Linked DNA regions of Homo sapiens: region 2 is linked to region 1. Evidence: chromatin loops called from intact Hi-C (ENCODE). Cell type or tissue: mammary epithelial cell. All regions are shown on one strand. Each heading gives the region's core, and the rest is flanking DNA. Links, peaks and the distances in the headings are about the cores only.

Region 1 (16,504 bases), core at 2,869-10,868:
TGCACAGTGTCAGGGTTGTGAGGCAGAAAGATGCCTTAAACGCATCACCTCAATCCTGCACACATCCCTAGTGCCTTTATTGGAAAAGCTGCACTGCTGCTGCTGTGAATCCAGCATGACCTCGCCTTCATTCATTCATTCACTTATACATGCATGCATGCATGCATATATTCAAGAACTCATCAGTGCTAGGTAGGTTACTAATTAGAAATAATTGGGAGAAAAGTCTGAATTACTAGGTATTTTAGAAGCAAAGCTTTCTTACTCTGAAAGCATGGCTGAGATGGTGCCTTCAGCAGGGACTCAGAGAGTCTGATCCAGTCTGGGTCTGCCACTCACACTCTGTATAACCTTGTGCAAGCCACTTACCAGTCTTGGTCTTCATCTTGTAGATGAGGTGATTGGTGATCTATGTGATGCTTCCAGATCTGTCTAGTTCAGAGGCCTGCTTTAAGTGTCTAAACGGTTAATGTCAGAGTGAGTTGATGTGTTCGGTATTTTCATAGAGCAGAACCAAGACTGTTTACTCATTTACCATTTATTTCCACCTTCTGTTGATATTGATTGACCACTTACTATGTGACAGTCACAGATCTAGGCATCAGAAATAAAGGTAAGACGTGATGGTGGCTTCAGGGCCCTCATGGCCAGGTTGGGGGACAGGCAGGCCCAGGCTCAGACCCATAGGGCACAAGCTGGTCTCCAAGTGTGGACAGAGCTCATCAGGTGTGGGGAAGGGCACCTCCACCTGTGGTCAAGAGCTCTCTCCACACCCTGGATGGGGCTGGAAGGAAAGGCAGGAGGCAGACTCAGAGAGGAGGAGCTGCATGGAGAGGGGGTGCTGAGGAAGCCCCACATGACCCAGGAATCTTGCGGGGAGCGGAGAGTAGAGAGATGCAGACAGGCCATGCCAAGGCCCGTGCTCTGACATCATGGTCATCCTTCTCAAAGATCTGGAGATTAACAGACCACATAGAAGAAGGGGCAATAAGTTAAGGAGAAAGAAAATAAGCAGAATCCCAGGAGAGAAGAGCATAAGGTCTGGGCTTTGTGCAGGCATATTTGCCTCCAGGGGAGATACCAGTTGCTGCCTAGTGCTGTCATCACTAAGGCCTGGGGTGAGGCTAAGAGGTGGACACCTGGGGAGGAGCTGGGAGTGAGTGCCCAGACTGGGAAAAGACTAAGGGAACATACTAGGCTGCCAGAAAGCCTGGAGCTTTCTGAACTCACCTGAACCTTCTGAGCTTTGGGCAGGGTGCTTTAGTCTGCCCTAAAACCGGCAGAGGGCTTAACGCATGGTTTCAGTGCAGAGCAATGTCCATCTTCTCTAAAACACCCAGAAAGATTTGGTGAGTGAATTACAGACTGTGGTGCTAAGGGGAGTCTTAGCCAAAGAGACAACTACTTGCCTTTGAGTTTTCCATGCTTGTCTACTTAACAGAATCATGAGGACTCCCATATCCTCTCCTAAAAATTAACCAGTTAATTATTCAACACGCATTTTGCAGCAGCTAGTTGGTATTATTCGTTATGCTACAAATTCTCAGGGCTCAACAGAGGCATTGTTCATGTCCTTGAGGAGTTTATAGTACAGCTGGGAGTTTGCGTATGCAAGTGAAAGTTTATATGCACTAAGTTATATCTATTAAGGGCTAAACCAGGAGTGCAAGCAGAGAGGATTACAGAGGTAGAAGAGAGAGAGCGCGTGTGAGACTGTACATAGTCTCTTGGGACGGGCTGATCAGGAAGTCTTCATGGAGAAGGTGGAATTTGTGTGGGTTTTGAGGACAGCTAGATGGAAAGAGGTCAGAACAGAGATGTGTTTGGGAGAGACAATGCTCTGCAGTAGCATTTAGCAGCTGCTACTTGTCTGAGAGGAAACCTGGGCACTAGCATGGAAAGAGGACATTTTCTGACATTGGAAATACACTTCAATGTCAACCTCGATCCAAGTTTGAATCCTGTGTCTGCCACTTAGTAGCAGATAGGCCTGGGCAAATTCCTTAACTTGCCTTATCTAAATTGCCCCATTTATACATTGAGAGTGGGGATAATGTTGATCTCAAAAAGCTATTGGGAGGATAGAATTAATGTGACAACAGGTAAAACACTTCCAGGAATACTTATCCCTTCTCCCTTTCCTGGCCCATCAGGAAAGCTGCATTTAAGACCAAAAGGAATAATTATTCCAGAAGTCCTCTGAGTGCCCTTGTAGAAGTAGATAAACAGATTGATCAGTGAGAAAAAAAATATGTTCTCATCCAGCCTGTGGGGTGAGTTAACCATGCATGCTTTTCTCCGGATGTTTGACTTCCTGAATCTTTCCTGAACAATGCCATCTCTGTCCTGGCACCCCTGGCAAGCAGTCCCATGTGAGACAGGTTCTTGTCACATGTCCTTTTCCTGAAATGAGTCACTAGAGAGTGGGCTGTAGTCATAACCTTCACCAGTTAAGGGAGGTGAATGTGGATTGGAATGAACACAAACACGGTACTACTTGGTGCTTAATGTTCCTTTCCATCAACATTTTGCCCCAGGCCTTAACCTTGCAACTCAAAAAAGTAGGGTCGCATAATGAATGGGATAAACTGAATGACCGCTTGTAATCCACAAACAAAGGGCCTTTCAACAGCCTATGGTCGGAGGCCTTATCTATTCCAATCAAATCTAGCCAGTTGCAAACTGGAGAAAAAAATGGGTGATCCCAGTGAGAATTAGTCCCAGAAGAAAATTGAAAAAGACATTTTGTTACCTCCTCAGGAAAAGTGATAATGAGCAGAGAAGGGAAAAATCTAAATAACTGATGCAAAGACAAAGAACTGAAACTGAGAGAATTGGATGCATGTCTTCCCCCTTTAGTTGTATAAGCATAAACTGGTTTTATGACGGCAAGCATAAAATTAAGATCAGCAGTGCACAAATCTCTGTGTAACCTTCAAGACCTTTTATTTCCCCAAATTAGAAGTGACCTTAAGAACTGATGGTGTCTTCACCCTGGGCAGCTATGGTGGTGGAGCAGAAAATAGTAGACTGGGATTGGGACAGGCTAAGTCCCACCCTTCACCCTGGCTGGGTGACCTTGGGCATACTCACCCTTGCTTTTCTGGGACTGAGGGTCTTCATCTGAGAAATGAATCATTTTTCTTGATAATTTACAGTTTTCTTTCAAATCCCTCCACACCCCCACCCCCACCAAGGTTTTTATTTTTATGGCAACTCAGATCTTGAACCTTAAAAAAAAAAATAAAGTAGAGAGGACAGCAATCCTTACCAGTGTCACTCTATCACCCTATACAGCTCCTCAAACACAAGCCCAGAAGGGGCTTCATTTTGGTGGAAGTCCTGGGCCTACATTTGTATATTTAAGTGGAACCCGAATACTTGCTCCCAGAGTGGTGTCAGTGGTCACCCCAACTTTCCAAATTCTGGCAGGCACAGCAGGTCATTCTGTGAGCTGTTCTCATTCACATCCTATTTCCAACTGGTTCTGTTCCACGGAGCCCCAGCTGTACTCTGCAATTCAGTTCTACCAACGCTCATTGCATGTTGCTGATATGGCAGGCACTAATGTGAGATGCTGTGAGCAAGCAAGCATAGCCCAGCCCCACTCTAGTAGGGAACACAGAAATACTTGTAATGTGAGCCGAATGGAAGCATAATGCCCTGTGGCAACACTTAGGAGGGTGACGGTCATTCTAGCTTGGGCAAAGCTTCATGGGGGAGGAGGCCTTTGTCCTGAGCTTTGTGAGATGGGTAGGATTTAGGCAGGCTGAGACAAAGGAAGAGCATGCCAAGCAGAAAGAAGAGCAGGAAGGAAGGCATGGAGGCAGAAGTGTTCAAGTCATATTTAAGGAGTGGCACTTGCTGGATCTCCAAGTGTCTTCAGAGTGATGAGCTTAGGAATTCAGGGAAAGGCCTTGTCATAGAAAGCCTTCAGGATTCTAAGGAATTTAGACTTTAGGGCAGAAAATGGGAAACCATGGACATTCTTGAGCAGGGATATATCATGGTGGGACTTGTGCCTCAGGAAGAGCAATCCATCAGCAGAAAGGCTTGGAGAGTGAGTAGAGGCAGAAGAACAATGAGGGCATTATTGCAAAAGTCCAGACCAGTGGTCACGGAGGTCTGAAGTTTAGTGATGAGACCAAAATTGGAAAGGAGGGAACTTTGGACAGGTGCTGTAGCAGCAACAGAATGGAGGCTCTGGGGCTTATGGGGTATGGGGATTAAATTCACACTGAGGCAGGAGAGTGTTGAGAGGGAATCCAGCCATCTTCTCTTCCTGGGCTCACAGGGTGGTTTATCCTGGGGGTTGTTGTGCAGCAGTTCTCTGATGTCAAAAATGAGCAGGCTTAGGGAAATTGATCTACTTTGGTAGAGATTGTGGGCTGTCCACCAATATCTAGCTACCTTACTTTATTAAAAATAGAATCCTTAATTTTTAGCTAGGCAAATGCCTCCTACCCCTAGTTGGAATAAAGACATTTTTCAGTTTTCTTGCATCAGAATGGGTTTGCATGAGTACACCTGGGCAGTGATTTGTCAGACTTTGGGAAAATATGATTTTTTTGTTGGCAAGAAAGCAGCCTGGATGGAGCTCCAGTGACCATCTTAAACCACTAGACAAAAACTCATGTTGAAGATAATGGAGCTATAAGATAGTGACTGATGATGACTGTAGAGTTGCCATACTTGTCCCAGGCTGCCAACATCTGGATTTCATTGACATGGGAGAGAAATAAATGTACATTTTATTTATGCTACTGTTTTGTCTGTTTTATGCAACCAAATCTAACCTAATCTTTGTCCATATAACAAAAGTCAAAAGAGTATAATGCAAACTCATTTATAACTTTTTAACAATGGAAATATATGTATCTCATCTAAGGACACATCTTCCAAGGATTTTAGCACCCAAGAAGCCAAAGTATTCATTCAAAGATTGAGGGGTGACCAGAGTCTTGGATGGGGCAAGTCCATCAGGTCAGTTCTTGGGCTTTAGTCCATCAGGCTCTATAGAAACTTCACCAACTCTCTTTACTGCACAACCAAGCCCTCCACTCTCATGAGAGGGGAGCTCATGTCCTCTAAGCCCCATGTCTCTTTCCACTGAAAGAGCACTGCTCTCAGATTCCCATTTTCCCCAATTCTATTCAATTTGTGTCTTGTTAACATAATCTTCCTTTAAATCAGATGCAATACAACTGAGGATGACTCAGGTCTTGGAGTTGGAATCGGATCTGAGTCCTGCCCTTTCTATACTTGACCTCTTAACTGGCCAGTGACTCATTTACACAAAATATTTTGGGTTGGTTTGGCAAGTGTTCACTGCTTAGATACTTTACATTCAGGATGTACTTTATCATATTAAGAGTATAGGGGATACATTTTCTTACATACTAACTGTAGGGGACAAGTACAAATGAATAGCCCAAACCGAGGCTGATGTTAAAGGTTAGCTGCCGGGGAGGATGGAAGAACCAGTCTTCATTCCCCAACCCTGTAAAAGACATCTAGAGGTGAAACTGGTTTTACCAGGAAGATGTCAAGATCAGTTTAAGCCTGCTGAAGTGGAGGTTCTAATCAATATCTGATAATATCTAAGATGTATTGAGCACTTGCTTTCTGCCTGGCAATGTTCTAAGCACTTAGATTCATCAAACGCATCACCTCACAACTACATGAGGCAACTACTCCCAATACCCCCACTTGCAGACAGGGAAACTGGAAGCTAGAGATGAAGCAATTTGACCAGCATCATTCAGTTAGCAAGTAGAAGAGCTGCTACTTGAATCCATGTGTTTCTCATCGCAGAGCCCTTAACTATTACCTTAGTTGTTCTTAGGGAGCTTAACAAAATTTCCTTCCTCACAATCTCCCTCTTATCAGAATGTATTTCTTCTCTATGATGCCAATTCCATACTTGATGCTTTATCTGAGAAACCTTTACAAACAGGCTGGTACTTGCCCCTTCTCAGGTGACAACATTTTAAGTTTGATAGAGGTTTTGCAAAGGTGTACTGATAAATCCACTGGAGGAAGAGTTACGGGTGGAGAAAACTCTTAATCTGTAGCCTTTGCCAATTTCCATGGTGTAAATACTCCCACCATGACCAGTGCAGCTGGTAAATTTCCTGAATATTTGATGATTGCCTCCTGCCCAGCAGCTCCAGCACACCACTGGGCCGAGGGTTCTATTATAGCTAAGAGTGCCCACGCTGGCTGGGAATTCTGGGAATCCATGGCCAGCCTGAGAGAGTTCTGGCATGAGAGAGCCTTGCAGTCCCCTTCAAGGCATACCTGTTAGGGGGGTCCCCAGCTTCTTTTCTTCAGCTATCTGGCCCAGGGCATGCTGGGAGGTGGTGCTGTGGCCCACAGAGAGGCTACAGACCTGGGCTCATGGCCCAGTCTCCCTCCTGAGGCTCCAGCTCCCCTTCTGGAAGCAGCGCTGTGACCAGCAGGTGGCAGCACTCTCACGTTCAAGAGTCTGTGCCTCAGCAAAATGAGGGGCCTTTGTTCTGAGCCAGAGGCTGTGTCACCAAGAGAAAGGCCCTGAGGGGCCAGCTAATCAGCCTGTCCTTAGCTGACCTCCATCAATGTGAGCCAAGTGGACAGTCTCTGGCAGCGTGATACCATGAGAACAACCTTAGCAAACAGCAGAGACAGCACAGTCTCAACCCACCCCTGCCCATCCTGAGGGCTTGGCCTGGGGAGGCCTCATAAAAACAGGTGGGGCTCCATTCAGGAAGGGAGGTAAATGCCAAGAGTGGCGCTTCCAGTGCTAAGGAGGAAAAGACTCCTGCTTGCTCCCACCACCAGCTATGCTGTGGTGCCGCCTTCCTTCTCTGCTGACTCCATGGGTGCTCAGTTCCCACCAGGTGACCAGCTGTTCCAGCTTGCCCAGGACTGTCCTGGTTTTAGTACTGAAAGTCTCAGGTCCTGGGAAACCCCCTGTCCCCAGACAGCAGGCCAGCTGGCCATCTGAACTCCCAGTCCCTGTCCATGTGCAACGCCTGCCTAGCACACAGTAAGCACTTTCGAAGGCGTTGCTGTTGCAGGAGAAGGCAAAGCAGAATTCAGGTGGGACTATAAGAGCTGACTGACCCCGATAGACAGGTTGGTTAGTTAGTTAATTGGTATTGATTGATTGATTTAATTTATTTAGAGGCAGGGTCTCACTCTGTCACCCAGGCTAGAGTGCAGTGTCACGATCATGGCTTGCTGTAGCCTTGACCTCCTGGGCTCAAGAGATCCTCAAACCTCAGCCTCCAAGTAGCTAGTACCACAGGCACATGCCACCATGCCTGCCAATTAAAAAAAAAATTTTGTAGAGATGGGGTCTCGCTATCTTGCCCAGGCTGGTTTTGAACTCCTGAGCTCAACTGATCCTCTTACCTTGGCCTCCCCAAAGTGCTAGGATTATGGGTGTAAGCCAACACACCCTGGCCTCATTCCATTGGTAAAAGCTGCTCCCTTTGCTTTCGGTCAGAGGTAGGAGCCAGAATGTGTGAGGGGAAATCCTCAAAACAGTCCGTTTCTTCTCCAGCTCACCTTGTATCTTTGACCTCCCTCCCTCTTCCTTCCCTCTCATGCTCGCCCGCCTGCCTCAACAATCTCACCCTCCCCAGAGTCCAGAGGCAGAGAACTCCGTGTTCCAAGGAAGGGTGGAGCCTCTTAGAGTGGGCAGGTGGCAGGGCTGGTAAACAGGACAGGCCAGAGGAGGGGTTGAGGCAGGCCAGGAGGCGCTTCAGCCACCTAGACATGGAGCAGCGGGATTTAGGCAGCCCAAAGAATCTGTGCGAGGTTTCCTGGAGCCCTCCCCCTCCTGCCCCCACATCCAAGCAGGGATGTGCACATTCCTCTTTCCTCCTCTAGCTCAATGTGCTGTGGCTTATCTGCTCACGTCACTGTTGACCCCTCCAGATGGTTCACTTGGACTCCCAGTGCCTAGCTTGGGGAGTCAGGCACGGCAAACGCCACCCTGTGCTATGGCTTGAAGGAGGCCAGCAAGCTTTGCTTAAGCCAAGGCATGTGTGAGAAACTTGCAAATCCTTCTTCCCTGCTCTGGACATGGGGAGAAAAGGCAGACTTCTTGCCATGGCCCTCAGGTTCTGCACAGACCGGCCCTTGTCAATTCTCCAGGCTTATCTTGTGCTGTGTTTCCCAGCACTCAGTGTGGCCATCATCCTGGCCTTCTGCCAGGCCCTGCTAATGCCATGCTCACTCCTGCCTCAGAGTCTTCACTCAGGCTGTTCTCTCTGTCTGGTCAAGAATAGCAGGCAGGGTCTGGTTTAGACATGGTCGTCCAAGAAGCCACTGTGAGCAGGGGAAAGTGAAGCTTTGATCTGGAGGATGTGAAGGGTCATGGTGTCCACCTGGGGAGGAGGTCTGCTCTGACAAGCACACTCCCTGTGGTGGCACCAGCTCTCTGTCACCCTGTTAGGAAGGAGTTAATGGGCATTTCCAAAGGCAAACTTCTCATGGGCTTTCTGTTTTAAATTTTCTATATAACTGACCACTCCTCATATCAAACTATCATACTCAGCGGGTTTGTATTTTCATTCCACTGGTGACAAATTAATGCAGGCATAGCCCTATTCTGGATAAAAATTGACCATCTCAGTGAAATCCTGCTGACTCCTGTCTCCCAGCCAGCACTTGGATTTGGTGGAGCCTGCATTAACCCCAGGGTCTCAATAGAGATTCTTAGGTCTTGGAGATTTCTACTAAAAGGCCCACTCTTCCACCTTACAGAATATAGGTCAGAAGTTTGGGCTACTTCAGCTGCCAGATCATAGTAAATAAATATTGAGTTTATTGAAGAAATACTGATTTTATGACATAGAGTTTGCCAAGTAAGCCAAATCCTAGATACAGTGCACAGCAACTCTGGTTATTAAGATATAGATGGAAACCCAGGCTGGCAACTATAGTCCCAGCTACTCAGGAGGCTGAGGCAGGAAAATTGCTTGAACCCAGGAGTTCAAGACCAGTCTGAGCAACACAGCAAGACCCCATCTCTAAAAAACAAAACAGTTCAAAGCTTTGAGGAGGTGGTGAAAGCCTTTATTGGTGTTAAATACTCCATCTCAAGAGCTATAGAAAGATCTTAACTCTTCCAGAGAGGCCATAGCCTCTGTGTAAAGCACACTGTGTAAGCTCCATGAAGGACACCCAGGAGGCACGCATGCCCAGAGAGGAGCGGCACCTGCTCCTCCCCTACCCTGGAAAGAGCCAGGCCATGATTCCTGTGGAAAGTGCTGCACCTCACCCAGCTGTGAGCAACCTCTTCCTGGGTCCTTGGGGGTGGGGAAACCAAATCCCTGGGTTTGAGTAGTATTTGGTCTTTTCCAAGAGCCTGTGTCTATGTCTGCTTGCTTTTTGGGTTAGCTCCAGCCAATCCCTGTTATCTTTCACAGAGGAAGAAGTATCCAGCTGTTGGGGAAAGTCCCAGGATCTGGGGCCCCGGGCCAGTTACAGGGATGTTGGGTTATGGCTGCTCTTTTCTTTCACCTATTTGTCTAGAAATGCAAACTATTCAGGTTGCCCATAGCAAAGAGGCCAAGGTTGGGAAGCTAAGGCATGGATGTGGTGAAGGAGAGTTGGAGGAAAAGGCTCAAAGAACCTCTGTTGGTTTTTGGGGGGTGTGACTTCAATCTTGTTCCTTCATTCCTACGTGGCCGAAGAGTCCCCTTGAGTGACCTCACCTTCACCCAACCCCCACCCAACCTGCTTATTCACCTACACTGACACCTGCCCTTCAGTAAGAAGCCCCACCCTCCCCAGAACACAAAGTTCTCCCTAGAGTCTGGGAGGAAGATCTGGGGTGTGAAGGGATGAGGGGAGGGCAGTCAGGGCTGGAAGTGAGAGGAAGAAAGGGATGGTTTTATTGCTCCTCTCTCGTACTCTGGCTCCTGCCAGAGCTAAGGTAGCAGGTTTTAAAAATGAAATGAAAGCAGCTCTTGCTTGTTAGAGTTGGTCATCCTCTGTAGGCCCCTTTGACTCGCCTCTCTCCTTCAATAACACCAACTCCTGCGGCAACATTTATTGTGTGCTCACGGGGGCCAGGCATTTTGTGAGGCTCGGGGCTGGGAGTTGATGCTGTGTTGGGGTCAACAGTCAAGGGGACAGCTAAATTCCAGCACAGTGAGGTTTGGGCCACAGTGAGTGGTGGAAATATAAAAGCTCCCCTCTGAGAATTGGAAAGCATCATATTTTTAAACAACTGTTGCTGGAGTTTACCTTCCTTCTTAAAGGAACCCCAGCTGCCTGTTCCCATGATGCCACTGCTGGAGTCTCAGCCCTGAGGTTGGGCAAGCCGGGGGTTGAGACTGTACCTTCTCTGTTTACTGAAGGTGTTCCTGTCTATCTTACTGCCTATGCACTGTGGTCCCCACAGCTGAAAGTCAGTAGGCAGAACAGCTGGCCCGGTAGGACCCATTTCTTCAATGAAACAGCCTATGGCCCAGACAAAAGCCCCTGCATGGGTGGGTGGAGGCTAGGATGCTCTGGTGAGCCCCTTGGACGCCATTCCTGTAGTGGTCACATTGGAATCAAGTCCATTCACCGATGGTCTTAATGTGGACAGAAAATTGAATTTATTAATGGTAGATGTAAAAATATAATCAAACATTTCCATCCATATCATTGAGTCCTATCCAACAATAAAAAGGAATAAACTATTGATACATGCAACAACGTGGGTGGATCTCGAGGCAGTTATGTGGTGAACAAAGCCTATCTCAAAAGGTTACATACTGTATGACTTCATTTTGTAACATTTTTTAAGTGAAACAATTATAGAGATGAGGCACAGGTTAGTTGTCAGGAAGGAGCAAGTGTGGCCACAGAGGACAGCACAAAGAGTGGCTTGTGATGAAACAGCGCCACACAGGTGATAAAATTGCATAGAGCTACACACACACACACACACATACACACGCACACACGCGCACACACACGAGTACTTGTGAAGTCTGAATGAGTCTGGGTTGTACCAATGTCAGTTCCCTGGTTTTGATAATGTATTATAGTCATGCAAGCTGTTACACTGGATTGGCCTAGTGAAGTGTCTGTGGGACTTTCTTGTCAATTTTTGATTGTGGTAAAATATACATAACATAAAATGTACCATTGTAACTATTTTTACAGGCGCAGTTTGTTGGCTTTAAATATATTCACATTATTATGCAACAAACACCACCATCCATCTCCAGAGGACTTTTTATATCTTCCCATACTGAAAGTTCATACCAATGAAACAACTCCTCATTCCCCTCACCTCCCAGCCCCTGACAGACACCATTCAAATTTTCGTCTCTTTGAATTTGACTACTCGTATAAGTGCCTCATCTAAGTGGAATCACAGAGTTTTTATCTTTGTGTAACTGGCTTATTTCTCTTAGCATAGTGTCTTCAGGGTTCATCCATGTCATAGAAACATATCAGAATTTCCTTCCTTTTTAAGGCTGAATACTATTCCATTATCTGTATGTATAGTAGCCCATCCCTGCTTATCCACAATTTTACTTTCCTTAGTTTCAATTACCCACAGTCAACAGCAATACAAAAATATTAAATGAAAAATTCCAGAAATAAACAATTCATACCTTTTGAACTGTGAGTAGTTCTGAGAGGTATAATAAAATCTTGCTGAATCCTGCTAAGGGCATGAACCCTCCCTTTGCCCATCGTGTCCACTCTGTCTACACTCTCCACCCAGTAGTGACTTAATAGCCATCTTTGTTGCCAGGTTGTCTGCCCCAGTATCGCAGTGCTTGTGTTCAAGTAACCCTTATTTTACTTAATAATGGCCCCAAAGCACAAGTGTAGTGATGCTGGCAACTCAAATATACCAAAGAGAAACCATAAAGTGCTTCCTTTAAGTGAAAAGGTGAAAATTCTCGGCTTCAGGAAAGAAAAAAAATGATATGCTGAGGCTGCTAAGATCTATAGTTAGGAATGAATCTTCTATCTGTGAAATTGTGAAGGGAAAAAAGAAATTCGTGCTAGTTTTGCTGTCACACCTCAAACCGCAAGTTACGACCACAATACTGGTAAGTGTTTAGTTAAGCTGGAAAAGGCGTTAAATTGTAGGTGGAATATGTGAACAGAAATGTGTTCCCACTGACAGCAGTTGGGTTCGGTACTATCCACAGTTTCAGGTATCCACTGGGGGATCCTGGAATGTATCCCCCCAGGATAAGGGGGGACCACTGTACCACATTTATCCATTTATCCATCGATGGACATTTGAGTTGTTTCCACCTTTTAGCAACCTTCTGTGGATTTATAATTCTTTGAAAATAAAATGTTAAAAAATACAATCAGAAATGAAATCTATGAATTGGCTCACTCTTTCACCTACTGAGTATGTAAACTAGTGTTTGTTGTTGACCTGTTGACTTTTGTACAGTTCCCATCACAGAGACGATTTAAGCTTGGTAGGCCATATAGAACCTGATTTTTTCTTTCCTGCTTTTAAAGAAGCAACACGTATGATTGTTCAGAGGATAGTATGTGATATTCAGTGAGCTTTAATTAACCTGGCCCATGACACTATATACATGCTTAGATCAAGAAATAAGAAAGGAAATTCAGAGGTCTCTTGCACTGACAGGTGATTTCAGGAGAGACAATGACATTAACATTGAGCCAGCTCCTGACTATACAGAATATGAAGCCATTCTTTTTTTTTTTTTGAGATGGAGTCTCACTCTGTCACCAGGCTGCAGTGCAATGGCGCGATCTTGGCTCACTGCAACCTCTGCCTCCTGGGTTCAAGTGATTCTCCTGCCTCAGCCTCCCGAGTAGCTGGGACTACAGGCGTGTGCCACTATGCCTGACTAATTTTTGTACTTTTAGAAGAGACGGGGTTTCACCATGTTGGCCAGGATTTCTAATGCAACCAGGTAAAAGTAATTAGCAGGAGAGGGGAATGCTTGGCTTTGGAGGACTCATTTGCATTGCAAAGTATTTCCCATTGGTGGCTTGGCCAGGCATTCCTTTGTCCAGCCGTGTAATGGTCTCAAGACTGCGGAGCATGTTCACGCACAGCATGGACACCACTTCATGTAGGGGCACTGGACTGCCTAGAGTTGGAGGAAGGGACCCTGTGAGTAAGCATGACCTCATCCTGGGAGCTGCATGGCGGTGGGCCTGCAGGTGGGGAGGAGAGGGTGGGCGCTCACAGGGCAAGACAGAGGCTCAGCAAACAGAATGTGTATTGTGGCTGACGCCATTGTCATCTTTCCAAACTTGTTTCTGAAAGGCATCACATGGAGAGGGGATGCTGACAGGGATGACACAGTCCCAGCTCCAGAAACACCGTCAGCTGAACCCAGGGTTTTTTCATTTTTGTGTTTTCTCATGGAGGTTTAGGGGCTTAGTAAACCCCTTTATGTGTATTTTTTTTCTAGGGATAAACCCCATACCTTTCCTCAAATCTTCAAGGTCCATGACCTCCCGACATGTAGAACCTTATGCTAATAACTGCTCCTGGGAGACCTCTCCTCAGGAACTGACTTGACCCACCTTCCTACCAATGTGGCAGGAGGAAGTCCCTAAATGTGCTCGAGCCTGTTTGATCCAACCCCTGTGGGAGTCCGTGTTCCTCTCTCCCCACTTTGCCCTGTCCTTCCCTTGTTCTTCTCTTCCTTCCCTGTCCTTCTTTGGCTTTGCTACCTCTCTTCCCTTCCCATTGTTTTTCCTCCCCCCTCCTAGGTTCTCACATCGCTTTCCTGTTTCCCTCTCCTGCAATATGGATTTGACATATTAATCATTACAGCAACTGCTAAAATTCCACTGTGCTTCATTAATCCGGAGGAAAATACCATGTCAGCTGGTAAGTGCTGTAGGGTATGCTCATATGTTTTTCCTGGGGTCCATGGTAGTGGAAATTTCTCCATTTCTATGAGTAACAAAACAGGAGGCCATATGGAAGGCCACGGTGAGCACGGGTGGTGGATGGACACAGGGAGGGTGGGAATGTGGGTGGGCACCAGTCCCTGAAGGCATTAAGTCACCCATCACGGACCCTGACAGACCCTGGGCTGTTCAAGGACTCTAGTCAGAGAGGTTGAGTTGTAAAATCCTATTATGGTTGCCAAGACCAGAACAGTGTGACTTTAATAAGGTTAAAGTTTGGCATTTTTACAGCTTTCATTATGATAAGGTTTTCAGTCACATGACGGGGAAAGAGCTAGAGAGGGTCCATCCAAACACAGCCGGTCAGACCTCAAGGTCTCCTGCCAGCTCCCCAGGGGTTCCTCATGCTGCAGGGCCGGCTTTCTAGCTGCAGTTTCTGCCCTGCTGGTGGAGAAAGCCTGCTCCTATCTTTGGCCTCTGGGACTAATTGGGGAAATGAATTCAGGCAGCTATTTTCAGACAGAAAGAGCCCTTGGCTGACTTAGAAGCAAATGCCCCATTCTTTGGCCAAAGGTGTCACCCTGACCTTGGTCAGCAATCAAGCCACCAGCTACAGTGAGAGCAGAGGAGACTGTTCTCCTCCCAAAGAACTGAGGGGGTTCCATGCTTTGGTTAATACCCTCCAGCCTAGAATACATACTCTATTGTCCATCTGGATTTGTCCATCCTTCAAACATCTGCTCCTCTGGGAGGCCTTTCCTGATTTCATCCTCCCTTCCTGGCCCCAGGAAGAATTCATCCCTTCTCACTCCCATGGAGCTTAGGCCATACTTCTCAAGCAGCAGCTATTTCAGTGCCATGAGTTCCTTGAGAAAGTGCCTTCAGCCCCACTAGACCCGTAGCTCTCCATTTACGATTCACCTGTGCCTAGTTTTTCTTTGAATACTCAGCCCATAGTACAGTGCCTAACACACAGTAGGTGCCCATAAATGTTGACTGAGAGAAAAATTTAGCTGAAGGCACATCCCTTACACTGGGAAGAAGGCTTAAATGTCATGTCCTCCATGCTTGGATCATCTTTGCCCATGAAGAACAGGAGAAGGTATAATTTCGAAATAGGTTACTAGTTTCTCAAAGTTGGAATTTGCATGGGTTCCTGTATCTATAGCATCTACCATCATGTGTCCACTAGTGTAAATTTCAAATGCATTAATGGTCTCATCTATATCCATTGTGTCATAATGTCGACTCATTTAGAAAATTCTTTATTCAAACTGGACAATTCAAATCAACACCATCAATTATATAACTACCCTGTGTCACAGCCAGCACTAGGCCATTCAGAAATACAGAATTAAGAAGTCCCTGTCCAAAGGAGTAGAGTCTAGTCGCCAAAGAGATATAGTCAAGTGTTAAGTGCATATGAGGTCATGGTTTGCATGCTGGCTGTGTGCTGTCATGCAGGCACACAAAGATAAGGGCACAGCATGTTCCCTTGAGAAGTTTATGGTCCAGCTGAGGAGCTAAGCCATTCACTAATAAAAAACACCAAACCGCAGCTGAGCATACTCAGGTATACAGAGATCCCTTAGACCACAGCTCCCAGGATCATGGCGGGTAGCCCCTCTCTGGACCCACAGGTGTGTGAGAACTACCAATGGGAGAAGAGCTTGGCCCTTCCTAATGCTTGGAGTCTGATGGACTCCAAAGGCCACTGTGTTTTGGTGCAGAACTGGAGTTTTTCTCATGGGCCTGGGACTGACCTGAACCATCAGTGCTGCTATGGAGCGGAACTGACTCTTCGGCTAGGCCCTGAGAGACCCCCCCATCAGGGCTCCTTGGATGAGGGATGCCCAGGCCTGGGCTTGACCTCCCAAGGTTATTTTGGACCATAATGAGCCCTGCTTCCGGCACACCCTCGGCTCAGAACCAGCCCAGAACTTCACTGGATGCTACAGGAGGCAGGAGCATTGGTGGATGACCTTCAGAAGTGGGCAGTGCTGCTTAAGGGGGAGGGATCACCCCCACTTCACCTCCACAGCACGTAAGCTTTGCAATTAGAGACCAGGGACCAGTAGAACTTGGAGGATGGCAGCGTGACACTAGAACTGGCCTCCCACGCTGCTCTGACTGGCTTTCCCCGAGTACTGGAGATGTGAGAAGATAGTCAAAGCCACCGGCAAGGGGTTGGGGGCTGAGAATTGTCCCCTTTGCTTGACCAAGGGCCAAGGGACAAAGTAGCAGGGTCCAAGGAGGCACCTCTCTCACATGGAGGGGAATCAGGCTCTATCACTACAGAATAAGTGTCCTCAGTTGGAGGCCCTCCCTGCCCGGGGGAGGGAGATATCCTTGGCAGTGCCGCTCCTGGCCCCCACAGTTCTCTCAGCTGAGCCGAGAAGCAATTCTCCTTTGCCCCTGGCCACTCCTCACTCGTGAGTGGGGAGCGTGACTCACATCTGTGGGGAGGGCAGGCACAGTTAGGTGAGCCTCATTCAAATGCCAGGCAGACGCAAATAGCACGCTTTCCTATGAATAGCTTCCCCAGCTGTTCTGCGGGAGGCTGAGCGCGTCCTTATCCAAAGTACATTTGCCCTGTTCTTATTTATGAGCCGAATCGGGAACCATGGGCTGCTTACCT
Region 2 (16,504 bases), core at 3,835-11,834, 270 kb after region 1:
CCATGCATCTATTTGTTTGCACACAAAAAATTGAGTTGAGCACTTCTGCGCTGATGAGTGCTTAGGCAAAGCAGTTTTAATAAAAAGATCCTAAAAAAGAATAGTTTAAGGAAAATTGTAGTTTATTTCTCACGTAAGTGTTTGAGGTAGCAGGGAGCTTTGCTGGGGACCCAGGTGCCTCCTATCTTGTGACTCTGCCATCCCCAGGGTCTGGTTCTTATCTGCTTCATCTGCTTTCCAGACCATGGGAAGGGGAAAGGGCAAAGGGGACAAGCTACTTCATTGTTAAAAATTTGAAGTGGAGGTTCACCTCACTTCTGCTCTCATCCAATTGACAAACACCTCACAGGGCCATGCCTAGCTGCAGAGGAATCTGAGAAATGCAGCTCTAGCTGGGCAGCCATATGCTTGGCCAAAACTCACTGGAAGGAAGAAGGGGGCCTGGGTACTTGGGACAATAGCCGTGTCTGCCACAATCAGCTCCATATAACACAGTGTGTGCTCTCAAGTTGCTTGTAAACAAATGGGCAAGAAATGCCTTGTTCCATAGCCGCAGCACAAGGCAATGTGGAGGCAGGGTCAGGGGAGTGGGGCAAAGAGCTTAAAATGTTCAGAGAGGGAGGGATGACTTGACCTTGAGATGACCAGAGCAGGCTCCTGAAGCAGGTGGCATGTGAACTGCTTGGCCTGGCTTAAAAGATAGATATGATTCTGAAATGGAAATGGAGTGGCAACAGCAAGCTAAGCAAAGAGCAGTGACAACCACAAACCAAAGGGCAAGCGTTCAGGTGTGCATGAGGGGTTCTTCAGCTACCCATTCCTGACAGCACTACACACGGTGCATCTGCTCACTTCTGCACCCATCTGCACCAGCATCTGCCAGTCACCAAGCCTCAGGGCCCTCCTTGGTCTTGGAAGACATTCGAGGCATCCTCCAGCCCTTTGGAGTGAAGAGGCCACATGGCCTCGGAAGACAGGCCAGGCTGTGAGTCAGAGCCAGGAACCTGGGGTCTAATAACCTATTAGCAACAATCACTTACAGAGCCTTGCAGTTTCCAGAGTGTGCTGACCTATAGAATTTGATTTGATTTGATCTCATCTCATTTCAACTTTGAGGAACTGACTAAAGTAAGACATTAGATATGAAAATGGTTTGAAAAACCAGTGCTATAGAGTAGAAAACATCATTATAGCAACACTAACTCAATTGATTCAGAATTTGTGGACATTTGCACAAGGGTCTAGGCTGAAACTCTCTTTATGCTCAACATAACTGAACGGATTTGCTAAGCAAATTAACAGCATGGCCAAGATTGCTGGGAGACATTTATAACCGATGGAGGACAACTGTTTTTGGTAACTATTGTAGCACTACTGTAGGAGTATTGGACTTCAATTAATTTTGAACAATGCTCTTTTCATTAAAGTAGGTCTGGCAGGATTTCCTCAAGGCAATAAAACTTGGTTAGCTATTTGTTTGAGCTTCTCATATTCTAAAGAATAGGAAAATTGCTAAGCAAATTAATTTGGGGCCTCACTGAGAGAATTTGAGTGTTCAAGAAAAGACTGGACAACCATTTGACCAGGACGTTTAAGAGGAGATTCTGGCACCAGTTTTGCAGCTTGGACTAACTCTTCCTTTTCCTTTTCCCTAAAACCTACATAAAAGTTCCATCAACCAGATGAATGCAGAGTGATTCTGGGTAAGCAGGGGTGTGTCTGCTTGATCTCCTACCTTTACTCCTACTCCCCACAAAGCACCTTTGACTGGGCTCTGAAAAACTCAGTCCAAAACTTAGTGACATTTAAAACCTCTTTGATTCTATTGCTTATAAATAAATAGTAGCTAACTTATTCAGAGCTTATTCTGGTATATGTTAAGTGTGCTATTTTACAAATGAAGAAACTGAGGCTTAGAGAGTTTAAGAAACTGGTCCACGGTGACACTAACAGTAAGTGGTGGAACAAGACTTAGCTCGTGTCACAAACACAAAACACAGGCTTTTAGAATCATCTTCCTTACAGCTCATGCCTTAGTGTCTACATTTTCCATCTCTTGGCTGGTCATGGTGGCTCATGCCTATAATCCCAGCTGAGCCAGACAGATCTCCTGAGCCCAGGATTTCAAGACCAGTGTCTCAAAAAAAAAAAAAAAAATTATCTGTTTAGTAGGTCATGATTTAGTGGTGGTCTTACTTTCTGCATTTTTAATTATGTGTATCCTAGCAAAACTCAGAGGATGGGAACTCTTCTTCCAACTATATCCGTTGAAGCCTTAATAAGAGAGCTTGGTGATGTGGTCTGTGTCCCCAGGGGCCTGGAGCTTGATGAAGAAGTTGACAACAGCAGAGAAACTCAGTATATTAAAACCTAAATGTACAAATATGTACTATGTTTTAAACTGGATGCACCATGGTTGGGCATGGGGTCTAGAAATCAGACATTTGGGATGAATGTAGAGCTCAGCTGAACAATTTGTAGAATTTAACTTTGGTTATTTTCTCTGAAGGTCATTCATTTATCAGACATTCATTGAGCCCCATGCTATGCTAGACACTGAGCTGAATATTGAGGATATGGAAAAAAGAAGAGATCCCTGACCCTCAAGGAAAATGACCTGTTAAAAATATAATGATATTCAAAAATAATCATTATAACAGCCTGGGCAATGTGCAGTCGGAGCAGATGTGGCCACCAGTACTAGGACTCACGCACTGAGGGTGAGTCCAGTATTGCACTGCAGTAACAAGGGAGGGAGGGATCTTCCTTAAAGAGTAAGGATCAAAAAAGACTTCATCAATAATACTCTCATGAAAACTCACGCCACTCCAAGGGACACTGCTGTCATCTCACAGACAGAAAGTTGGGCCAAGGAGAAGGGCCCTGGTAAGAGATGCCCCAGTGTCCTTCTGCAGCCTCAGGCTTCCTGGGCAGCTGGCTCTTGCTGTCTGCATTTGGAGAATGGAACATGATGGATTGGAGGATTTGGAGGTTGTTCTTTCACCTCAGATACCTCTCACTTTCACAGAGGGAAGCCTCTGTGACCAAACATTCTCCTCTGTGGTCAAACTCCTTCTGGCTGAAACATCTAGTATTCTGTCTACCTGGGGAGTCCTCACTCACCAGGGCACTGTTTTCTGCTTCCAGGGTTCTTTGTTATTCTGATGGGAGAGAAGCTGTGGGCTTCCAGAGGGTAGGATGCAGGGAGAGGGTGACGGGCCTGAGGGGAGTTGAGTCTCTCACTGATGAAGAGCTTTGCATTCACCAGTTTTGGTGCTGGTGGTTACCAGATGCACTGCTGCATCCTCTCCTTTCAAGGCCCAAATGGTCACCGCTTTCCTCCTCTGGCCTTCTCTTAAATGCTTTGAATTTCAAAAAACAAGGTCTCACTCATGTAGCTTCAGGTAAGGGGCTTATTCCATGGGTGTGCTTGGCTATAAAAACAACTGAACTCTCAGGGGAACCCAGGGAACCTTGGCTTCACAGGTGCCAGAAGAGGGTACAAGAGCCCGAACCATAGGGACCTGGGACAGCAGTAGTCTATTTTTTCTCTCCATTATCTTGGCCCCAGAGGCTCTTCCATTTCGCAACATTGTGGAGACTCTCTCCTCTTCCCAGCTCCACCTCCCCTCCTCTCTTTTTTCCCCTCCTCCCCTCCCCTCCTCCTTCCCTCCTCACTTCCTCCCTTCCAGCCCTCCTCCCCTCTTCCCTTTAAATCGTCCTCCCCTTCAACCCTCCTCCCTGGCATTGCTTCTGGGAATGCCTGTAGCTTTATGCTGCCCTACAGCTTCTGCCCTATCAGGACTCCTGCTATCTTCATGGTCCTGCTTGCCCAACTACTCTGGATTTTGTTTTGGTTTTTTTCTCCTTTTCTCTTCAGTTTTTGCTTCCAAACCCACCAGCCTTTTTGGTCCAGGCAGCCATAGCCAGGTGACCAGAGTCACACGGTGTCACAGTTCCTTCTGAGGAAGGACTGTTCCTTACTGGAGGGCTGTGGACTGGTTTCATAGCCCCACCTCCCACCTGCTTGAGATGGGAGCTATAGGCATTGCTGGCGTTAGGGGACTTCTTCTGCCCAGTGAGGGCCTCTACTTTCAGGACAGAGACTTTGAGAGGGGAGGGCCCTAAAAATCACCTAGCCCAAAGTCCCCATAAGGCTTCGGTTCCTTGTACCACACCTGGCCAAGGCATCATCCAGTCTTTCTCCGTAGCTCCTGTAACAAGGAGGCTCCTCAGGCAGTCCAGTTGATGTGCGGTTCCCTCTGACTGTTAGTGAAATTCTCCTTCTGTCGAGCTTGAATCTGCCTATAGCTTTACTCATTGGTTCTATTCCATCCATCCAGGCCTTAATGGGCAAGTTTAATGCCCTTTGAATATTACGTCTTGTTAACAGAGGGTGGTTTTCTTGCATTTTCCCTTCAAGAACGAAATACCCCCATTTTCTACAAGCATTCCTTATGTGATTTATTTTTTACTGATTTTAGCACCCTAAGCATTCTCCCTGGAATGTGGTTCTATTTGCCTGTGTTTCTTCTAAGATGTAGTCCCAGAAGAGAAAGTAATTCTCCAGGTATGGGCTGACACATTCTCAGAAAGTGTGGCTAGGCCTGTTCCTGTCCGGATTTCTTTCTTTTCTTTTCTTTTTTTTTCCCTCACTCTGTTGCCCAGGCTGGAGTTCAGTGGCACCATCTAGGCTCTCTGCAACCTCTGCCTCCTGGGTCCAAACGATTCTCCTGCCTCAGACTCCCAAGTAGCTGGGATTACAGGTGTGCACCACCACACCCAGCTAATTTTTGTAATTTTAGTAGAGACGGGGTTTCGCCATGTTGGCCAGGCAGATCTCAAACTCCTGACCTCAAGTGATCTGCCTGCCTTGGCCTTCCAAAATGCTGGAATTAGAAGTGTGAGCCACCGTACCACACCTCTTATCCAGATTTCTGATTAGAGTTGTTCCTCTTGCACTTTATTCCAAGCATTAGCTCAGTGGTTTCCAGTGACACTGCTGATTAGCACATTGTTATCAGCAATACTTTGCTTTTGCAGTGTGCATATTATCAAAACCGTATCATACCCAGCTATTCAGGAGGCTGAGGCGAGAGGATCACTTGAGCCCAGGAGTTGAAGTTCAGCCTGTGCAAAACAGCAAGACCCATCTACCAAAAAATAATTAATTAAAATTTTTTTTTTAAAAGAAAAAAAAACTACCCATATCACCCAAAGACCACCAGGGATAAACCTGTAGCCTGACACACATACAGCAAAGGAGGATACTCCAGAGGACCTGCAGAGGCTGCTGAGCGGGGATCAGCTCTATACTGTTTCCTTTCCAAAGCTGGGAGAGGGAAAGTGGGGATAATTCAGTGCTATCTCGAGGCCAGGGCAGTTTAGCAATTGAGTAATCTCAGTAATAGAAGGATTTAACAAAGGGAGCCTGGGGGTGTTGTGGAAAGAAAAGTAGTAGTCACTCATTTTACAGCCACTGCATGACCTCAGGTAATACAAGGTCCCCTGTTAACTTTGGGGCTGATTTTTATCTATATCTGTCTCTCCAGCCTGATTAACTGGATTCCTTTTTACTTTTTCAGTCCAAAGTGACTTTCTTTTCACTCTTTCAGATCCTGACAATTGTTTACTCTTCCTGTGTCCTTTTTAGTATCTTTGTGGATTCAAGAATCTTTAGGAGGCAGATTTTTAAAAATGCATATCTGATCATCTCCTTCCCTAAGTAACATCCTTTAACAGCCTCTCAGAGCCTAGAGGGAAGTCTGAACTATCTTATGTAGCACACAAGGTTTTCCTCAGACTGGGACTGTTTCCCCAGCCTTGTATTCTATGACGCCTTCCCTTAATCTGTGAGATCCAGCCATAGAGAACCACCAGCAGCTCCCTGGACTGGCTGCCCTCCGTCCTAGCACACCTTTGTACAGATATTTTCATGGTTGGGGATGCTAAAAATAGTAATGACAAGAATAGTGATACTATTTTTTGATCACATACCATAGGTCAGGCACTTGCTAATGAATTTGCGTGCATCTTCATAACTATTCTATAAAATAGGTGCTATCATGATCTCCATTTTACAGATGAAGAAACTGGGACTTAAAAGAGGTTAAGAGGCGTACCCAAGGTCACACAGCTGATAAGTGACAGAGCTGGGATATGAATCCAGGATTCCAATGAAATGAATTATACTGTATATCCTCCTGTGTATATGACACGTTCCAATCATGTTTTAAAACTCAACTGTCACATCCCTTTAACCTTGAACTCTTCCCTGACTACTCTTTTCTAAGCGGTTGGTTAATTCTCCTCCACTGTATCTTATACATAATTGTGTTATATTACCCATCTCCCTTCTGTCCTGGGCATATGAGTAGCACCTACCCCCTTATCACAGCCAGGCACGGACACTGCTCGCCAACCTAGGCTGGAGCTGATTGAACAGGGAATGAATATCTAACCTCAAAGGGCTAGTCCTCAGGCTTGGAATGCAGCTGTGACGTCATGTTATATATCTACATCGAGAGCTCCTGGAAGGCTGTGTTGGCCATGGAAGCGCTCCACTCAGATGTCCTTCAAAAGAAGCTGCTGCAGGAAATGTAGTTGGCTGACAGCCTGCAGCTGCCACCTTTTGGATACACCATGGTATTCACATTTCTCCCAGTCTACCCTCAGCCAATGCACCCTAAGGAGTACGAAGTCTGGCCCATTTTTGTCCCATATGGGGCTCCTCTAGCAGACAGCCTTTGTTCTGGAGGCTCTCTGTTGACCCAGCTGAGATGTTCTCCACAGTGCACTGGGCCCATGCTCTTCCTTCCCTCCCTCCTTCCACAGCTGCCAGTCTTGCATCACAGTCTGAAGACTCTCCCACCTGCTCCTGCTTCCCTCCTTTATCTTTCATAAGCATTCCCTCCAATGTACTTATTGCACATCACATCCTGTTTTGGCATCTGCTTCTTGATGTAATACCAGGTATCATCTCTAGATACCTGGCACTTACCACCCAGACTGACACATAGCAAGTGCCCAGTAAATGTCTGCTGAATGAATGAAGGGAAAGGAGCAGTCTCCTTTCCCCAAGTGTTGCTATTTTTCCCCCAATCTTTTTTGTTGTTGTTTTGTTTTGTTTTTTTTTTTTTTTTTGAGATGGAGTCTCGCTGTGTCACGCCCAGGCTGGAGTGCAGTGGCGCAACCTCTGCCTCCAGGGTTCAAGCAATTCTCCTGCTTCAGTCTCCCAAGTAGTTGGGATTACAGGTGCCGCCACCATGCCCAGCTAATTTTTTGTATTTTTAGTAGAGACAGCGTTTTGCCATATTGGCCAGGCTGATCTTGAACTCCCGACCTCAGGCAATCTGCCTGCCTCAGCCTCCCAAAGTGCTGGGATTACAGGTGTGAGCCACTGCACCCGGCCACCCCAATCCATTTCTATATCACTTCCAGATTAATCTTCCTGGAACATGCCTTTGTGCATATGACTTCCTTTCTTTGCCACAGGCAAATAACAGGTTTTGCTCTTATAATCAAGAGAAAATACAAAGCCTTTTTAAAAAATGTGGTAATGCATCATAGAGATATTAATGATGTGGGATGCCATCTCTCTAATTGCATTATGGGTTTGGAAAAAAAGAAGAAATTAAAAGTGACAGGACCATTGAGTAATGGAAATGGATTTGAAAGTGTTTTTAGAAAATCGGAACTTTGCCAGAGTGAAAATGCCTCTGTGCCTTCCATTCCCAACATGATTCCTTTTAGAGTTCTATGTGGTGGGTTTGGGTATCTGCTTGTTTCCCTCATTATTCTACCCCGAAGAGCTCAGAATCCTCATTCATCCACCGAGGCACCAGTTTCCCCTATCACACTCTCTACTTCAGGATTCAATGTCTTCCATAGTCGCCCACTTCCCATAGGTGACATAGGGCTGCCACAGTGTTCAGCTCCAAGGAGGTATCCTTCCCATCACAGTTTCTGAGACTGGCAGCCCGTTGGCTGTGTAGTATACAACCCTGTGTAGATTCTCCTTCCCTAGGGCAGTCCTCAGGAGAACTTCCTTCTACCCCAGACTCTGCAGCTTGAAACCAACCCAAAACAATTCCTATGTGATGAGATCCGTTCTGCCTTCCCTGGCAAATTTCCTTGAGAAAGACTATGCATGTAGTGCTTTGGGCATGACAGTCCAGGAAAGGGGTAAAATAAGCATCATTTTGAAGCCTTAAACACAGTCTTTAGTTCTGCAAATACCATAATGACAGACTTGCATTCTCAGTACTAGGAAATTTTGTGGCACTGGAGCTTAGAAACGTCCTGGGCATGTAAGCATGCTTTATTCTTATTTGTGTCTGGGATCCAAGAAAAAAAATGAGGAGTTTGAATGCTGGTTCACACCGCACTCTCATGGAGGCAGAGAGAAGCAGCTCTACAACTGCATTTATGTGATGAGAAGGTGAATAAAATACATCTTTGTGGGTCCTCTGGTGCATTCTGGGCTATGGGAACTATGTGAGTGCAGCATCAGGATCACATTTTAATAAATCGGTGGCCTAGAGCAGAGGCAGAGGCAAGGCCTGGACAGATGGAATGGAGCCTCCTTGTACATAAAAGACTGGGTCAGAAATGCTCATGTTTGCTGCTGAAAATTAGAAACATAATAGGTTTAAATGATGTCAAGGGGTTACCTTGCTAGAACCACAAAATAGCATACATTAAGCTTCCTTGCACATACCCCATTCCCACCCCCTCCCCCCACCCCATTCTCTCTGGGTAGCTGTGAAGGGCCCTATCTAGCCATTCCTGAAGCCTAAGGCACGCTTATTCTCATGAAGTCAATTCCAATATTTGTTTCATATCCATATGCACCTTTATTTCACAGAATAAAAATATGAAGAATTCAAGTAAACATAATTTTTTAAGACCTCATATTTTTGGTAGGAAACAAGAAAGGTCTAGTTAAAGAATCACACTCAGTTTGTAAAGCCAGATTTTTCTTTTTTTTTTTTTTTGTTTCCACTCAATTTTTTAATTACTATACTTCAAAATAATGTCATTAATAAAACTAAATCACAAGCTGGGAAAGTATTTGAAACAACAATATTCTTTTTAAAATTTTTTTGAATTTTGCTAATTCTTCATTCTGGTCTGAAATAATATTCTTTTTTTTTTTTTTCTTTCAGAAGACAAGGCCTTGGCTATGTTGCCCAAGCTGGTCTCCAACTCCTGGGCTTAAACGATCCTCCCGCCTTGGCCTCCCAGTGTGCTGGGATTACAGGCATGAGCCACTGTGCCCAACCCTGAAACAATATATATATATATTTTAATTATTATTATACTTTAAGTTTTAGGGTACATGGGCACAATGTGCCGGTTAGTTACATATGTATACATGTGCCATGCTGGTGTGCTGCACCCATTAACTCGTCATTTAGCATTAGGTATATCTCCTAATGCTATCCCTCCCCCCTCCCCCTACCCCACAACAGTCCCCAGAGTGTAATGTTCCCCCTCCTGTGTCCATGTGTTCTCATTGTTCAATTCCCATCTATGAGTGAGGACATGTGGTGTTTGGTTTTTTGTTCTTGCGATAGTTTACTGAGAATGATGATTTCCAATTTCATCCATGTCCCTACAAAGGACATGAACTCATCATTTTTTATGGCTGCATAGTATTCCATGGTGTATATGTGCCACATTTTCTTAATCCAGTCTATCACTGTTGAACATTTGGATTGGTTCCAAGTCTTTGCTATTGTGAATAGTGCCGCAATAAACATACGTGTGCATGTGTCTTTATAGCAGCATGATTTATAGTCCTTTGGGTATATACCCAGTAACGGGATGGCTGGGTCAAATGGTATTTCTAGTTCTAGATCCCTGAGGAATCGCCACACTGACTTCCACAATGGTTGAACTATTTTACAGTCCTACCAACAGTGTAAAAGTGTTCCTATTTCTCCACATCCTCTCCAGCACCTGTTGTTTCCTGACTTTTTAACGATTGCCATTCTAACTGGTGGTATCTCATTGTGGTTTTGATTTGCATTTCTCTGATGGCCAGTGATGATGAGCATTTTTTCACGTGTCTGTTGGCTGCATAAATGTCTTCTTTTGAGAAGTGTCTGTTCATATCCTTTGCCCACTTTTTGATGGGGTTGTTTGTTTTTTTCTTGTAAATTTGTTTGAGTTCATTGCAGATTCTGGATATTAGCCCTTTGTCAGATGAGTAGGTTGCGAAAATTTTCTCCCATTTTGTAGGTTGCCTCTTCACTCTGATGGTAGTTTCCTTTGCTGTGCAGAAGCTCTTTAGTTTAATTAGATCCCATTTGTCAATTTTGGCTTTTGTTGCCATTGCTTTTGGTGTTTTAGACATGAAGTCCTTGCCCATGCCTATGTCCTGAATGGTAATGCCTAGGTTTTCTTCTAGGGTTTTTATGGTTTTAGGTCTAACGTTTAAGTCTTTAATCCATCTTGAATTAATTTTTGTATAAGGTGTAAGGAAGGGATCCAGTTTCAGCTTTGTACCTATGGCTAGCCAGTTTTCCCAGCACCATTTATTAAATAGGGAATCCTTTCCCCATGTCTTGTTTTTCTCAGGTTTGTCAAAGATCAGATAGTTGTAGATATGCGGCGTTATTTCTGAGGGCTTTATTCTGTTCCATTGATCTGTATCTCTGTTTTGGTACCAGTACCATGCTGTTTTGGTTACTGTAGCCTTGTAGTATAGTTTGAAGTCAGGTAGCGTGATGACTCCAGCTTTGTTCTTTTGGCTTAGGATTGACTTGGCGATGTAGGCTCTTTTTTGGTTCCATATGAACTTTAAAGTAGTTTTTTCCAATTCTGTGAAGAAAGTCATTGGTAGCTTGATGGGGATGGCATTGAATCTATAAATTACCTTGGGCAGTATGGCCATTTTCACAATATTGATTCTTCCTACCCATGAGCATGGAATGTTCTTCCATTTGTTTGTATCCTCTTTTATTTCCTTGAGCAGTGGTTTGTAGTTCTCCTTGAAGAGGTCCTTCACGTCCCTTGTAAGTTGGATTCCTAAGTATTTTATTCTCTTTGAAGCAATTGTGAATGGGAGTTCACTCATGATTTGGCTCTCTGTTTGTCTGTTATTGGTGTATAAGAATGCTTGTGATTTTTGTACTTTGATTTTGTATCCTGAGACTTTGCTGAAGTTGCTTATCAGCTTAAGGAGATTTTGGGCTGAGACAATGGGGTTTTCTAGATATACAATCATGTCGTCTGCAAACAGGGATAATTTGACTTCCTCTTTTCCTAATTGAATACCCTTTATTTCCTTCTCCTGCCTAATTGCCCTGGCCAGAACTTCCAATACTATGTTGAATAGGAGTGGTGAGAGAGGGCATCCCTGTCTTGTGCCAGTTTTCAAAGGGAATGCTTCCAGTTTTTGCCCATTCAGTATGATATTGCCTGTGGGTTTGTCATAGATAGCTCTTATTATTTTGAGATACGCCCCATCAATACCTAATTTATTGAGAGTTTTTATCATGAAGTGTTGTTGAATTTTGTCAAAGGCCTTTTCTGCATCTATTGAGATAATCATGTGGTTTTTGTCTTTGGTTCTGTTTATATGCTGGATTACATTTATTGATTTGCGTATATTGAACCAGCCTTGCATCCCAGGGATGAAGCCCACTTGATCATGGTGGATAAGCTTTTTGATGTGCTGCTGGATTCAGTGTGCCAGTATTTTATTGAGGATTTTTGCTTCAATGTTCATCAAGGATATTGGTCTAAAATTCTCTTTTTTAGTTGTGTCTCTGCCCGGCTTTGGTATCAGGATGATGCTGGCCTCATAAAATGAGTTAGGGAGGATTCCCTCTTTTTCTATTGATTCGAATAGTTTCGGACGGAATGGTACCAGTTCCTCCTTGTACCTCTGGTAGAATTCGGCTGTGAATCCATCTGGTCCTGGACTCTTTTTGGTTGGTAAGCTATTGATTATTGTTCCTTGAAGCCTGACTAAAACTGCATTTTCCTTAAGACTTAATGTCAAAACTGAATTCCTTGTAAGATTTTTGTGGAAAAAGACACAAAATGTGGCATGAGTGTCGGGCTGTCTGGAGGGCACTGTCAGGACCCTAATCTTGACACTAATACTGGCCTGAATGACTGGCTGGGGTAGGGTGGGGCCAGTGCCAGTTCCCAGGAATGTTGCTGCCATGGTTGGAATGTCGGTTTCCCAAAGCACTTCCTTTCCCCTCAAAGCAGTGAGGCTTGGAACTGGATTCTGTAAAATTGCTATAGAACTGAACTGAGCTGGGCTTCCAGGCTTCCCCACAGGCATGGCCAGGGAGTGGCAAGAAAGAGGAATCCCTTCCCTGCACAGATTCTTCATGAATGTCACATTTATAACCATTTTTATAAGATGAAATTGTGGCATGATGGTTGCTTAGCCTAGGTGAAAATTCATTGAGAAGCATAAGGAAACCGAAGAGTTTGATCAGTTTGCAATTGACTCCTATACAAATTCATCCATTTGTATGAATCTGTTCAGGCTGCCAATATGAAATACCATGGACTGTGTGGCTTAGACAACAGAAATGTATTTCTCACAGTTCTACAGCCTGCAAAGTCCAAGATCAAGGTGCAGGCCAATTTGGTTCCTGGTGAGGGCTCTCTTCCTGGCTTGCAGAGGGCCACCTTCTCTCTGTGTCCTCTCATGGCAGAAAGAGAGGAAGCAAGCTCTAGGTTTCTCTTCTTATGAGGACACTAATCCTATTGGATCAGGGCTCCATCCTCATAACCTCATTTAACCTTAATTACCTCCTCCTAAGCCCCATTTCCAAGTACACTGGAGGAGTTAAGACTTCAACATATGGATTGGGGGTAACCCAATTCAGTTGATAATAGTGGTCAAACAGCAAGACACTCAGGGAAGGTGGTGCTTTTTGAGGTGTTTGCTGCCCTCCCAGTCAAAGTCCCAGGCCTCAGCCTCTGGCCTGCCCACCCCCAGGCTCCCTTGCCCCATCTTTTTTTTTTTTTTAAATTTTTAGTTCTGGGATACATGTGCAGAACATGAGGGTTTGTTACATAGGTATACATGTGCCATGGTGGTTTGCTGCACCTATGAGCCCATCACCTAGGTTTTAAGCCCCACATGCATTAGCTATTTGTCCTGATGTCCCTCACTCAACAGGCCTCACTGTGTGTTGTTCCACTCCCTGTGTCCATGTGTTCTCATTGTTAAGCTCCCACTTATGAGTGAGAACATGTGGTGTTTGGTTTTCTGTTCCTGTGTTACTTTGCTGAGGATGCTGGCTTCCAGCTTCATCCATGTCCCTGCAAAGGACATGATCTCATTCTTTTTTGTGGCTGCATAGTATTCCATGGTGTATATGTACCACATTTTCTTTATCTAGTCTGTCATTGATGGGCATTTTGGTTGGTTCCATGTCTTTGCTATTATGAATAGTCCTTGCCCCATCTTAGAACCTGGCTGTGTTTCTGCCACACCACCCGGAGAGGTGGGATTGTAGCTCCTAAAATGTGGTACAGGAACACAAGCTGCAGAGCTGTCAGAATAGCAGTCTGTCTTGATGAGTCTGCAGCACCTAGGCATTACCCACTTGTCCCTGTCTGCCCTCATGGCCAATGGCCAGGCCCTGGAATGGGGAGAAACTTAGGAAGGAAGAAGAGGAAGCAGAGAGTGACAAATCTCATCTCTTACTTAACAGAAGCAAGAACACACCTGGGACAGAAGGAAGATGACTTATAAAGTCTGCTCTTGGGCGGGCTTCCTCATACATTTCATAGTTTTCACCATTTAGGATCTTGGGGGCCTTTGCATGTCTGGCCTAGGATGTGGAGAAAATTCATCATACGCAAAGGCCAGGTTTGAAGGCTAAATAAAAACAGGTGTGAATAAAAACATGGGATTTACCTCAGATTACAAACAGCTCAAATGATAGCCACAGAACTGTCTCCAGTCCCCTTCATTCCTCCTTTTCACCCTGGAAAACGCTGTAGCTTCCACCCCTGCTTTCCCTCAGCCTGCACCCCACCCCGCCACTGTGGCTGCTATCCTCTCTCCACCTTTGCTTTATAGCAGTGAATGTCAACGCCCTTCAAAAGCTCAGGGACATCCTTCCATTGTTAGAGTGTCCAGCCACACCACTCAGGCTGCACCCACTCAAGATTTTATTCTTCTAGGGGTAAGTCACTGCTGCCGTCTTGCCCATGTGCTTCCGCAAGTAGATAAAGGAAGAAAAAGGAAAGTTGGTGCTGGGCCAACTCATGTAGCACTTTATGAGTCTGGGTGGGTTCCTGGCTTAAGTGTCTGAGCGGAATGGCAAAGGCAGTAAGGGGAACAATCCTATCACTCTGGACAGGGGCAGGAAGTCATGCCTCTCTGGTGGTGGGAGGTCACATGGGGTAAGGGACCTAGGATGGTGTCATTAACAAAGCATGACTTTGGGCTCCAACAGACCTGGCTTGGAAGTCCAAAATTCTGATCCAAGCATCCTGGGCAAGTCACCCAGGTTTGCTGAGCCTCAGTTTCCTCATGTGTATACAAGGGGTCCCCATCTCCTTCGCAGGGTTGCTGTGGAGGCTAAAGGATGTGATCCACTTAAAACACCTAGAGCAATGCCTGGCATGAAATAGGAGCTGGGAACACATTAGGTTCCCTCTTTCCCTCTCCTATCTTCCTCCTCCCCGTCCTCCTCCTAATAGGAGAGAAATCATCCCTATACACGTGTACTGTCCATAGAAAGGTTCAGAAAAGCATCCAGCCATCCCGCAAAGGCAGGCTGCCGTGCACACGGAGGGCATATTTCTCACTTGGAAACAGAAACAGATGGGAGAAAATACGGGGACACACGAACACATGTGCCTCTACTGAGGGGGACCTGAGCACACTCATTTGTTTCACCTCAACACTGTACTTGCAATGATTTATTAGTTAATTCTCACATCTTGGACTTGTGGCAGGAATTTAAATTCCCTTTTAAAAGCAGCTCTTATCATGATTCAACTCCATTATCATTATTCAATATTTATTATGTTCAGGACCTTCTTTCAGATGCAATATATTTACTTCAGTCTGGAAAGCTGAAGGCTGAGATGGGCTGCTTAAGATGCCCATAAAATCCCCAATAGCACACAGAGATGGAAAAGCAAGTCCTAGTTGACCCAACCCCAGTGTTGTAGGTTTAGGAATGGGTCAGTGACATTTGAGCAAAAGGACTTTTAGGTAAAATGAAAAGAAATGCTTTTTTTGTTGCCAACAAGTATTAAACTCACAAAACTCACTATCCAAGAGGAGTTGAGTGTGAGCACAGAAAGCATGTCAAAAGAAGTTTCAGGTAAATTCCTGGTGCCGACCTCTGTGTGGGGTGCCCTTGGCCCTCTGAACTTGCTATTAGGAAGACAGCCCAGCATCTTGTGGGGCCTATAGAAAGAGAACACTGTACTCTTGGGCCTTGTGGTTCTGGCCCATGCAGCAATTCATGTGCCCATGGGATTGTCCTTGTGGATTTCTTAGATTTGTGATTTTCCAATGTTGTTCATCTGAATTTGCAGGAGGAGGAGGAAGGGATCCTGGAGAAAAGGGCTTTTCAGCAGGGGGTAATTTCCCAGGCAGCATGCTGAACAGTGATTTTTTTTTTCTGCTTAAAACTCCAAAGATCTACACAGTTTTAAGACTGCAACAATCTCACAAAAGCACGAAGCATTTGTGTTGGAAAAGAGTTGTTGGGCCATTCCACTTACTGCAGCTTCTACCCTGAACAGTTTTGTGCAATGGCAATTAGATTCAGAAATAGAAACAGTGACAGTGCTAGAAATGCAGTTGCTGAGCTATGTATCTTTGAGGCAAAAAAAAGTCTATGTACCTAAGGACTGAACATTTTCTCATTTATGCAATAAAATGTTTGGACACCAACTCTGAGCCATGTGCTTGGGATATAAGGATGAAGAAGACACATAGCTGCCTTCTGAGAGCTTATCCAGTGGGGGCAAGAGGCAAATAGCTGCAGTACTGTAGGTGTTATGAGCGCAGGGAGGACAGAGGGTCCATCTTCACTTGCAGGAGTTAGGACATGAAGGACAACTGGTAGTTCTGTGATGGAGGTGAAAGGGGAGGAGAGGGTTTCAGGCAGATATAAGAGTGAGGAACATTGGGGAAACTAGCATGTACTATGGGTAGAGTTCAGGCTGCCCCAGAGAAAGGGGGAAGGAGGTAAGTCTGAAAAGAAAAGAAGACAAAGAAGACATTGAGGGTGGTGGTCTGAGCTAAGGAACTGGGCTTTGATCTTAGAAGGAAGCTGGGAAGAAGTATGATCGGATCCTAATTTTTGGTAGATCATCATTTGAAGGCCTAGCTGAGGATGAGACTGGAAATAAGGAAATAAGTTCAGTGACTTGCAATACCTAGATGAGGAATGACTGGGGAGAAAAGCAGAACACCGAGGTTAAAGATGTAGAGGCAGATCTGAGAGTTATTGAAACGGAGGACCAATAGGCCTGGGTTGCCAGGGGCGTAATG

The links. A loop is a pair of places that touch in the nucleus more often than their neighbours do. Peaks named below come from ENCODE experiments on the same cell type or tissue, not always from the same donor. Only the 100,000 strongest peaks of a DNase experiment are listed, where the experiment ranks them.
Region 2: it touches region 1 in a loop (5-fold over the local background); 4 of 110 quality-filtered maps call a loop at or near these places.

What each region holds. Positions count from the first base shown.
Region 1 is chr1:116,475,391-116,491,894 of GRCh38, reverse strand. LOC112268235 (a long non-coding RNA gene) reads right to left here and starts at 12,673. Exons shown (of 2, transcript XR_002958352.2): 1 at 1-12,673. It overlaps LINC01762 (long intergenic non-protein coding RNA 1762), which reads left to right and starts at 13,069. Exons shown (of 4, transcript NR_125972.1): 1 at 13,069-13,114; 2 at 13,723-13,843. RefSeq lists enhancers at 8,047-8,547, 13,065-13,624, 16,491-16,504. In mammary epithelial cell, for the core only: a CTCF peak has its summit at 6,461 (motif pointing right); DNase peaks (open chromatin) are centred at 5,254 and 6,484; H3K27ac peaks cover 301 bases.
Region 2 is chr1:116,209,195-116,225,698 of GRCh38, reverse strand. No RefSeq gene overlaps it. Among named protein-coding and RNA genes, the nearest start is that of MAB21L3, 110 kb to the right of the region's middle. In mammary epithelial cell, for the core only: CTCF peaks have their summits at 6,644 (motif pointing left) and 8,405; no DNase peak of the experiment used is centred there.